2 separate regions of the Homo sapiens genome follow, and region 2 is linked to region 1. A link is a contact called in ENCODE POLR2A ChIA-PET data. All regions are on one chromosome and are shown on one strand. Each heading gives the region's core, a stretch centred on a gene start or an enhancer-like site at or near the end of the contact. The rest is flanking DNA. Distances are from core to core; before and after follow the strand shown. Region 1 has its middle 5.7 kb from the start of KIAA0930. Region 2 has its middle 34 kb from the start of FBLN1.

Region 1 (5,860 bases), core at 1,600-4,099:
GCACAGCTGGGCATGGTGGCTCACGCCTGTAATCCCAGCACTTTGGGGGGCCAAGGCGGGCAGATCACCTGAGGTCGGGAGTTCGAGACCAGCCTGGCCAACCTGGCGAAACCCCATCTCTACTAAAAATACAAAAATTAGCTGGGCGTAATGGCACACACCTGTAGTCCCAGCTATTCTGGAGGCTGACGCAGGAGAATCGCTCGAACCTGGGAGGCAGAGGTTGCAGTGAGCCGAGATTGTGCCACTACACTCCAACCTGGGCAACAGAGCGAGACTCCATCTCAAAAAAAAAAAAAAGTTAGAAAATCAAAAGGCTGTGTGCTGTGGTTCAAACCTGTAACCACAGCACTTTGGGAGGCCAAGGCAGGCAGGAGGCTGGCTTAGGCCCAGGAGTTTGAGACCAGCCTGGCCAACATAGCAAGACCTCATCTTTACAAAAAAAAAAAAATTAGCCAGGTGTGATGACACACGTCTGTGGTCACAGCTACTCAGGAGGCTGAGGTGGGAGGATTGCTTGAGGCGGGGAAGTCAAGGCTGCAGTGAGCCGCGATCACACTGCTGCACTCCAGCCTAGGCAACAGAGTGAGACCTGGTCTCAAAAAAAAAATATATATATATGTATATATAACATATATATATGTAATATATATAATATATATGTTATATATGTAATATATGTATGTAATATATATATAAAGCTGGCATTTTGTAATTATTTATGCACTTTTCTGTATACAAATATTCAGAATATAAAATAGAATTGAAAGTATATAGGCAGAATAATGGCCCCAAAATGCCCACACCCTAATTCCTGTGCTAATTCCTGTGAATATGTTGCCTTACCTGGCAAAATGGACTTTGCTGACGTGATTTTTTGTTTGTTTGTTTTCGAGACAGGGTCTCACTCAGTTGCCCAGGCTGGAGTGCAGTGGCACGATCTTAGCTCACTGCAACCTCCACCTCCCCAGCTCAATCCATCCTCCCACCTCAACCTCCTGAGTAGCTGGGACTAAGGGTGTGTGCCACCACACCCGGCTATTTTTTGTATTTTTTGGTAGAGACAGGGTTTCACCATGTTGGCCAGGCTGGTCTCGAACTCCCGACCTCAAGTGATCTGCCCACCTCGGGCTCCCAAAGTGCCGGGATTACAGGCATGAGCTGCCACATGGGGCCTAAGAGTACAGACACTGAGATAGGGAGACTATCCTGGGTTATCCAAGTGGGCCCAATCTCATCACATAAATTCTTAAAATCGGGGAACATTTCCTGGCTGTGGTCAAAAAGAGATGTGACAACACAAGAATGGTCAGGTAAATGCAATGTTGCTGGCACTGAAGAGGGAGGAAGGGGCCACAAGACAAGGCATACAGGCAGCTTCCGGAAGCTGGAAGAGGCAAGGAAACAGATTCTCCTACAGTTGCCCCCAGATATGACACAGCCCTGCCTGCACCTTGACTTTAGCTCAGCAAGACCTCAGTTGAACTTCTAACCTACAGAACTGGAAATGTGTTAAGGCAATAACGTTGTAGTAATTATTACAGCAGTGATACCAATACGTGGGCAAGCCTGAGATGTGGGCATTGTGTCAGCTCTCCACCTAAGCGCTTCTATCCCTGAGGTTTATTTTGCAAACACTTAGAACAACAATCAAGCAAAGTTTAGCAGAAAGAAAAAACAACCACAATCCAATTGCTTTAATAGGTCAGTCTTGCTTCATTTTTCAGAGTTCCTGCCCGGGGTTTGCCTAATGCCATCCCTCTACACTATTGTAACAGCGGTGTCCGACAGCACACATTTTTATCTCCAAATGCTTGGGGCTGATCTTATTCAAAGAGCCAGACAGTGTTTTTTTGTTGTTTTGTTTGTTTGTTTGTTTGTTTTTTTGAGACTGAGTTTCACTCTGTGGCCCAGGCTGGAGTGCAGTGGCGCGATCTCGGCTCACTGCAAGCTCCGCCTCCCGGGTTCACGCCATTCTCCTGTCTCAGCCTCCTGAGTAGCTGGGACTACAGGCGCCCGCCACCACGCCCGGCTAATTTTTTGTATTTTTAGTAGAGACAGGGTTTCACTGTGTTAGCCAGGATGGTCTCGATCTCCTGACCTCGTGATCCGCCCGCCTCTGCCTCCCAAAGTGCTGGGATTACAGGTGTGAGCCACTGCGCCCAGCCACCAGACAGTGTTAAGAACAAAAACTTTTTTTTTTTTTGAGACAGAGTCTTGCTCTGTCACCCAGGCTGGAGTACAGTGATGCAATCTCAGCTCACTGCAACCTCCGCCTCCCAGGTTCAAGCAATTCCCCTGCCTTAGCCTCCTGAGTAGCTGGGATTACAGGCGCCTGCCACAATGTGGGGCTAATTTTTGTATTTTTAGTAGAGATGGGGTTTCACCACGTTGGCCAGGCTGGTCTTGAACTCCTAGCCTCAAGTGATACACCTGCCTCGGTCTCGCAAAGTGCTGGGATTACAAGTGTGAGCCATCGTGCCCAGCCACAAAAGCTTCTTTAGAACTCCCCCGCCGTGTTTTAAGTGACTGACAGGCCCAGAGACTTGCCAGTTCAGCTTCGAGGCCCTGGCCACCACCCTCTCCTGTCTAAGCCTCAGTTCACGTCACAGTCTGTATAGGAGGTGGTGGGACTGGCTGATCTCTGAGATCGCTCTTGGCCTTAACATTCTGCAAGACTGTTATTAAACTCCAGCTGTTCATCTTTTCTCCTTGGTCCCCAAGAAGAAAAGATAACTAATTCCCAGTCACGTTAGGTATAAACAGCTCCAATCTCAGGTCCATGAGCTCATGTTCCGAAGGCCAGGTTCCAGGGCTCTCCCATCCACCCTTGTAAATCATTAACATACTTGCCATAGTCCTGTGAGAATGTGTGTCAGCAGCTTCCGGCCAGACTTTTCCCTGTGACTCATGGTTCTCCTTTGCTGGGAATCCCTGCTTCTCATCTGGAAAACAGATGAAACCCAGCCATCATCCCCAGGCCTAGACTGCAGCAGCCCCTCTAATACGGGCCTTTTCTCACCTGCTACAAAGATAGAGGCACTACTTGACAAGGTTCAGTTGCCTCCCTTCCTCCCTTCCACACCATTGCACCACCCCAACACCCCCACCTAAGCTAACTCCACACAAAATATTTTCTCATTCTCAGATGTTGTCAGAAATTCTACCATAAGCGATCAGCTTTTTTTTTTTTTTTTTTAACAGATCCCTGCTAAAATTCCCCTGGAGGGAGTAGCCTTAAAATTATTATTAAGCATGACACCTTGGTGAGAATAAAGGATTCAGAAGACACTTTGAAAGAGGAAGCACCTGATGGGATTGGGGGTGGGGAGAGACATACTAATATTTCCTGAGGCCCTGCCGTATGCCCGGAGCTTCATGGATGTGGACAACTAGAACCCCTGAGCCCCGGAAGAGGCAGCCAGTGTTTTTTCTTCATATGTTAGCGGGGGCAAGCAAAACCCAGAGAGGTTGAGTCATGCTCAAAATCACACGGCGGGCCGGGCGTGGTGGCACATGCCCATAATTCCTGCACTTTGGGAGTCTGAGGCAGGCAGATCACCTGAGGTCAGGAATTCAAGACCAGCCTGGCCAACATGGTGAAACCCCGTCTCTGGGCTGGGCACGGTGGCTCATGCCTGTAATCCCAGCACTTTAGGAGGCTGAGGTGGGTGGATCACCTGAGGTCAGGGGTTCAAGACCAGCCTGGCCAACATGACGGAACCCCGTCTCTACTAAAAATACAAAAAAATTAGTCCAACGTGGTAGTGGGCACCTGTAATCCTAGCTACTTGGGAGGCTGAGGGAGGAGAATCACTGGAACCCAGGAGGTGGAGGTTGCAGTGAGCCGAGATCACGCCATTGCACCAGCCTGGGCAACACAGCAAGACTCCATCTCAAAAAAAAAAAAAAGAAAGAAAAAGAAAAGAAACAAAACTCTGTCTCTACTAGAAATACAAAAATTAGCTGGGTGTGGTGGCGCACGCCTGTAATCCCGGTTGCTCAGGAGGCTGAGGCAGGAGAAACACTTGAACCCAGGAGGCAGAGGTTGCAGTGAGCCAAGATCACACCACTGCACTTTAAATGGGCGACAGAGGGAAACTCCACCAAAAAAAAAAAAAAAAAATCACACAACAAATCAGAACTGAGCCAGGATTCCAATCCTCCTGTAGCCACGAAGGAAGAGATATCAGTGTACACTCTGGTATTAACTCATTCCTTTTCTGGTTTAAGGTGGGAAGGTCCACTGGAAAGCAGAGTGTGGAATGCTAAGTTGTTGTTGTTGTTTTGAAACAGGGTCTCACTGTGTCACCCAGGCTGGAGCGCAGTGGCATGATCACAGCTCACCACAGCCTCCATCTCCCCAGCTCAGGTTATCCCCCTGCCTCAGTCTCCCAAGTAGCTGGGAGTACAGGCATGTGACACCATGCCTGGCTAATTTTTTTGTATTTTTGTAGAGATGTGGGGTTCTGCCATGTTACCCAGGCTGGTCTCGAACTCCTGACCTCAAGTGATCTGTCCACCTCCATCTCCCAAAGTGCTAGGATTGATTACAGACACCCAGCCCTGGAATGCTGTGTTTTTTCTTTTGTTTTGTTTTGTTTTCGAGATGGAGTTTTGCTCTTGTCACTGAGGCTGGAGGGCAATGGCGCAATCTCGGCTTACTGCAACCTCCGCCTCCCAGGTTCAAGTGATTCTCCTGCCTCAGCCTCCCAAGTAGCTGGGATTACAGACGTGTGCCACCACACTCGGCTAATTTGTGTGTGTTTTTAGTAGAGACGGGGTTTCACCATGTTGGCCAGGCTGGTATCGAACTCCTGACCTCAAGTGATCCACCCACCTCCGTCTCCCAAAGTGCTGGGATTAATTATAGGCATGAGCCACCGCGCGCAGCCCTGGAATGCTGTTTTGAAGGAAGAAAACCTATGTCATGCAACACAGGACAGCTTCATTGCTGGGAAGTGGAGTGGAGATGCAGGGTGCTCCAGGGCAGGGGCACCTGAAACCAGCGCAGCCTGAAACAGGCAGATCCCTTCTGCTCCAGCGCCCTGCTCCATCTGTCAATGAGAAGGAGGCTAAACTAGATATCCCCTTGGGCCTTTCCAGCCCCAACATCATGGGAGAACAGGTAGGGTGGGCCAGGGCAGGGAGAGCTGGAGAGCCTGCTCCCCTTTTCCTGCCCCCTGAGGCTCCAGTTCAGAAGATGTTCCCCTTGTCCATGAACACACAGCCTTGGCACCCTCTGCCTCCTGCCTGGTCATGGCTGTGATCCAGGTGAACCTGACCTACCTGTCTCTGGACAGAACCTTTTGACTTCTGCTAGCACAGCTCCCTGGCATCTCCCCACCCCCAAAGCTTTGGTGAGCAGAGCCAGGTGGGACTGGGCAATAGGTCTGGTCATTGCCTCCATTTGGTCATCTCAGAATCAGCCCCCTTGGAGGCATCTGTGTGACCTCTGCCCCTGCTGATGCTAGGTTATTGGTTAGGCTCACAGGGCTGGAGCTCACAGAATTTTGAGGGGCGATGAACACTGTGTTAATAATTAACATTGTGTACTACTGTAAAATGCAAAAATAAAATGGCAAAATTAAAATTAATAGACATTTCATTAAATACCTACAAGATGGAAGATTATGTCATCTTTTCGATTTGGTATTTATAAAAGTTTTACTACATTTGAAAACTCTTTGTGGGTTAGATTTTCTCACGTAGCAAGAATTCTGAGAGTTCCAGATGGTCGACGAGAAATCAGAAACTGAAAGTTACTGGTATTTTAGTTTATTTGGCAAACGTGTATTCAGGACTTACCTCTGCTGGGCGTGGTGTTATGAATTTACATATGTCAACACACTGAATTCTA
Region 2 (5,511 bases), core at 2,834-5,333, 220 kb after region 1:
TTTCATATTTTCCTCATTGTCTTGGGGATTAACAATTGGCTCCTCGTTATTTACGCAAATGTCTGCAGCCTGCTTGAATTTCTCCTCAGAAAATGGGATTTTCTTTTCTATTGCATTGTCAGGCTGCACGTTTTCTAAACTTTTATGCTCTGTTTCACTTTTAAAATCAAATGCTTTTAACAGCATCCAAGTTACATCTTAAATGCTTTGCTGCTTAGAAATTTCTGCTAGATACCCTAAGTCATCTCCCTCAAGTACAAAGTTCCACAAATCTCTAGGGCAGGGGCAAAATGCTGCCAGTCTCTTTGCTAAAACATAACAAGAGTCACCTTTGCTCCAGTTCCCAACAAGTTCCTCATCTCTATCTGAGACCACCTCAGCCTGGACTTTATTGTCCATATCGCTGTCAGCATTTGGGGCAAAGCTTTTCAACAAGTCCCTAGAAAGTTCCAAACTTTCCCACATTTTCCTGTCTTCTTCTGATCCCTCCAAACTGTTCCAATCTCTGCCTGTTCCCCAGTTCCAAAGCTGCTTTCACATTTCAGGTATCTTTTCAGCAATTGGTGCTGGGGAACATACACCAAGATAGACCATATCTTGGACCATAAAACAAACTTTAACAAATTTTCAAGAATTGAGAGATCATGAGGGTATGCTCTCTAATCACATAGAATCCAACAAGAAATTAATAGCAAAAAGATAACAGGAAAACCTCCACATACTTAGAAACTCAACAACACACTTCTAGACAATCTATGGGTCAAACAGGAAGTCTCAAGGGAAGTAAGAAAAACACATTAAATTGAATACAAATGAAAATACAACATATTAAAATTTGTGAGACACAGCTAAAGCAATATCATGAGGGAAATTTATAGCAATAAATGCACATATTAGAAAAAAAAGCCTCCAGCCTGGGCAACATAGTGAGACCCCATCTCTATTTTAAATTGTATCTGTATAATTTAAAAAGAAAAAGAGGCCAGGCATGGTGGCTTACGCCTGTAATCCCAGCACTCTGGGAGGCTGAGGTGGGCGGATCACCTGAGGTCAAGAGTTCAAGACCAGCCTGGACAACATGGTGAAACCCTGTCTCTACTAAAAATACAGAACTGACAACTCAGCTGTTTCCTGCATTCCTTGAGCATGTTCACTGTCAGTCTATGTGGACCGCCTTGACCAGGTTCAAGAGTTCCTTTTCATTCCAGTTTATTGAGACTTTTTCTTTTTTGAGTCGGAGTTTTGCTCTTGTTGCCCAGGCTGGTGTGCAATAGTGCAATCTCAGCTCACTGCAACCTCCACCTCCTGGATTCAAGCGATTCTCCAGCCTCAGCCTCCCGAGTAGCTGGGATGACAGCCACCCGCCATTAACCCTGGCTAATTTTTGGGTTTTGTTTTGTTTTGTTTTGTTTTTTGATACTAAGTCTCAATCTTGTCACCCAGGCTGAAGGGCAATGGTACGATCTTGGCTCACTGCAACATCTGCCTCCCGGATTCAAGCAATTCTCCTGCCTCAGCCTCCCGAGTAGCTGGGATTACAGGTGCCTGCCAGCATGCCTGGCTAATTTTTGTATTTTTAGTAGAGATGGGGTTTCACCATGTTAGCCAGGCTGGTCTTGAATTTCTGACCTCAGGCAATCCACTCGCCTTGGTCTCCCAAAGTGATGGGATTACAGGAGTGAGCCAACATGCCAGCCTGTATTTTTAGTAGAAATGGGGTCTCACTGCATTTTCCAGGCTGGTCTTGAACTCCTGACCTCAGGTGATCCACTGGCCTCGGCCTCCCAAAGTGCTGGGATTACAGGCGTGAGCCACCGCACCTGGCCTATGGAGACCTTTTAAGCATCAATGATTGTTGAATTTTGTCAAGTGTTTTTTCTGCTGTATTAGTTCATTTTCCCACTGCCATAAAGAACTTACCTGAGAGTGGGTAAATTGTAAAGGAAAGAGGTTTAATTGACTCACAGTTCAGCCTGGCTGGGGAGGCCTCCGGAAGCTTAACACTATGGAGGAAGGTGACAGGGAAGCAAGTACTTTCTTCACAAGCCATCAGGAGAGAGGAGGATGAAGGACGAGCTTCCAAACACTTAAAAAACCATCAGATCTCGTGAAAACTCCCTCATTATCACGAGAACAGCACGAGGGAAACCGGCCCCATGATCCATTCACCTTCCTCCCTCCACATGTGGGAATTACAGGTCCCTCCCTCAACATGTAGGGATTACGATTGGAGATGAGATTTGAGTGGGAGCATAGAGCCAAACCATATCATCTGCATATATTGAAATGATTACATGATTTATGGCAACGTGGTGACTTACACTGATTGATTTTCAAGTGTTAAACCAACCTTGAATTTCTGTGATCAGTCTGACTTGGTCATGATGGATTGTCCTTTTTGTATATTTCTGGATTTGATTTGATCATATCACATTAAGGATTTCTGTGAGTGAAAGGAAAATAAATCTTGGGACCCCCAAATCACTAAACTAAAGGAAAAAGTCAAGCTGGGAACTGCTTAGGACAAAGCTGCCTCCCATTCCATTCAAAGTCATCCCTCTGAGGCTCACCTGAGACAAATGCCTATCTGATTGCTTCCTCTTCCCTATCGTTTATGTAAAAATGCAGATTCACTGAACGGGACTAAATTGTGTATTCAGTGGAAGACTGGTCAAGGACTCAAAAGAATGCAACCTTTTGTCTCTTGTCTACCTTTAACCTGGAAGCCCCCACTTCGAGTTGTCCCACCTTACAGGACCGAACCAATGTACATCATACGCAGGAAGCTCAGAAAGCTTAAAATAATGGCAGAAGGTGAAGGGGAGCAGGCACGTCACATGGCAAAAGCAGAAAGGTGAGAGAGAAAGAGAGAGAGAAGAAGGGGAGGTGCCACACACTTTTAAATGACCAGATGTTGTATAAACTCGGGGTTAGAACTCACTTATCAGCAAGGGGATAGCCCAAGCCATTCATGAGAAATTGGCCGCCATGATCCAAACACCTCCCACCAGGCCCCACCTCCAACATTGGGGATTACAATTCAACATGAGATACGGGTGGGGACAAATATCCCAACTGTATCAGCAAGGATATTTCTATATTTTGGAAATCTTTCCATTCGAAATTGACAAAACGAACAAAGGCTTGTCACTGGAAGTGGTAAGCTTCAGTATTGCGGGGGGGGTTGGGGAGGGCAATTGCTCACGGGGAACTGGCATTTTCCAGATTCGTTCCAACTCACTTGATCAATGAGTCATTACTGTGTGGTGTTTTTAAAAAGCAGTTGAAATATTCTATTGCTGCAGCAGAGAAGGATCCAGGCAGCCCAGCTCCAGGTTTTGAGTCTCGGTGGTGACTTCAGCGTTTAGAAACAATTGTTTTTGGTTCAGTTCTAAAGCATTATGAATTCTGTTTAACTATGAACAAATTTTTACTTGACCCTCTAAAGTAGATCTCCTATCTTTATGATCTGTTTCATTTTCCATTAAAGTTTTAAAAACATATTTCAAATATCCCCTGGCATCAAAATGAAGTTATAAGACCTCAGAATCACCAACAAACGCTCTCTTTCTAGAATGCGAATGTGTGGGGAAGTTTTATTAAAGTGATTTTCATGTGCAAAAAGAGATTAGGCACGAATAAAGCCTGCCATAAAAAGCACACACGTTCTCTGGGGAATGTCTCAGTTTTGATTTCAGGGTTCAGTCTCGGTGAGATAATGATAGTCTTTAACATATGCATATTTCTTTTCTTTTTTAGTTTGGGCTTGTTTTTTGTTTGTTTGGCCTATGTCCCCATTGTGACTCTAACTTGCCAAAACTTAAACCTGAAAAACTGGCATTAGAAATTAGGCATAACATTACGAAATTACACATACCTCCAAATTTTTTCATGCCTTTTGGATAGTCTCAATTCCAATGTTGTTTTATGCCAATAATGAACATGTGCTGAGATGCAGTGCGGGTTGTTAAAAGTGCTTGCCAAACATACTTCTAAAGCTAACCCCGTTAGGGGAAGAAAAAAAACATCACATTACAGCACATTGGCTCAAAAGCAATGTACCCAAAGGTTGGCCCTCAAATGTTTCTCATTAAGAATCTTCCCTCCCCAAGGGCAGGCCTGGACTTGTTTGTTCCTTAATTTTCAGCCTTTAGCTCAGTGCCCAGCAGTGTGAGGTGGTTAATTGCTGCCAACCAGACAGGTTATTTGAAAATATTTGCCTTTAAGAGGTGTGTTAAATGAACAGTCCCCAGAAGTAAGATCCACGCCTCAGGGCAAAGGATGTTGTACTGCTTTTCACTTCCAAAGTGGACTTTCAAACTGAGATGTCGCTCTGAAATCCAAGAAGCTGCTTGGCCTGGAGGGAAAGGTTTCTGAGAGGGGCAGAAGAGAGTGCTGGCACCGCTGTGTTCCTGGGTAGGGCTGTGCCATGCCATGCTCCACACTCTCCTTTATTTTTATTTTTTTATTTCTTTTTGTTTGAGATGGAGTCTTGCTCTGTCACCCAGGGTGGAGTGCAATGTCACGATCTCGGCTCACTGCAACCTCTGCCTCCTGGGTTCAAGCAATTCTCCTGCCTCAGCCTCCTGAGTAGCTGGAATTACACGCACTCACCCCCACGCCTGGCTAATTTTTGTATTTTTAGTAGAGATGGGTTTTTACCATGTTGGCCAGGCTGGTCTCAAATTCCTGACCTTAAGTGATCTGCCCCCCTCAGCCTCCCAAAGTGCAGGGATTAAAGGCATGAGCTATCACGCCCGGCCCACACTCCTCCTTTAGGATAGTAGGGCCTGCACCCGGGTGGGGTGAGGGCTGGTGCAGACAGGACCCACTGGTGGCTTCTATCTGGAATAAGCTTCTTTTTTTTTTCTTTTTTTAAATTTTTTAATTTTTTTTATTATTATTATACTTCAAGTTTTAGGGTACATGTGCACAATGTGCAGGTTAGTTACATATGTATACATGTGCCATGCTGGTGTGCTGCACCCATTAACTCGTCATTTAGCATTAGGTATATCTCCTAATGCTATCCCTCCCCCCTCCCCCCTCCCCGCTGGAATAAGCTTCTTCATCCCTAAGTCATTCTCACTTGTTCTTCAAAACTCTGGTGAGAAGCTCCCACTCTGCGGAGACTACTTTGAGGCCCAGTCTGGGTTACCTGTCTCCTCTCCTGCGCTCTCCGGGTCCTCCCCGTGTCTGCCTGTCACAAGCTAAGCCCAAGGTATTGCCATCCTGTTTCCCTCCTGGCCTGTCAGCTCCTTTGGGAGGGGACCACGTGTGGCGCATCTTTGTGTCTCTGTGACCAGCAAAGGATGCTCCTACGTTCCCCACTAGCCCCCCCTCTGCCCACCCCAATTCATCAACGTTCTTTTGAAGGTGCTTTGTCCTCGCCCGCCCACCGCCACCCCCAGCTGCTTTTTCCTTGTGCTTGCTTTCCAGCACTTTGACTGTGCTGTCCCTAGAATGTGGTTTTCTGTATGTTTATCCTGCTGGGGCTAAGTAGAGCTGCTT

The links. ChIA-PET counts read pairs that join two places held with the same protein, here RNA polymerase II (POLR2A).
Region 2: POLR2A ChIA-PET joins it to region 1 with 12 read pairs in BJ. The contact joins two enhancer-like sites. POLR2A ChIA-PET finds 5 or more read pairs at or near these places in 2 of 52 experiments (BJ and T-cell).

What each region holds. Positions count from the first base shown.
Region 1 is chr22:45,243,647-45,249,506 of GRCh38, forward strand. No RefSeq gene overlaps it. Among named protein-coding and RNA genes, the nearest start is that of KIAA0930, 5.7 kb to the left of the region's middle. RefSeq lists enhancers at 2,767-2,911, 3,091-3,150 and a cis regulatory region at 2,833-2,846. Within about 2 kb of position 2,850, at least 22 of the 41 ENCODE cell types and tissues checked have a DNase peak (open chromatin) inside an H3K27ac peak, as active enhancers do.
Region 2 is chr22:45,465,813-45,471,323 of GRCh38, forward strand. No RefSeq gene overlaps it. Among named protein-coding and RNA genes, the nearest start is that of FBLN1, 34 kb to the right of the region's middle. Within about 2 kb of position 4,084, at least 8 of the 41 ENCODE cell types and tissues checked have a DNase peak (open chromatin) inside an H3K27ac peak, as active enhancers do.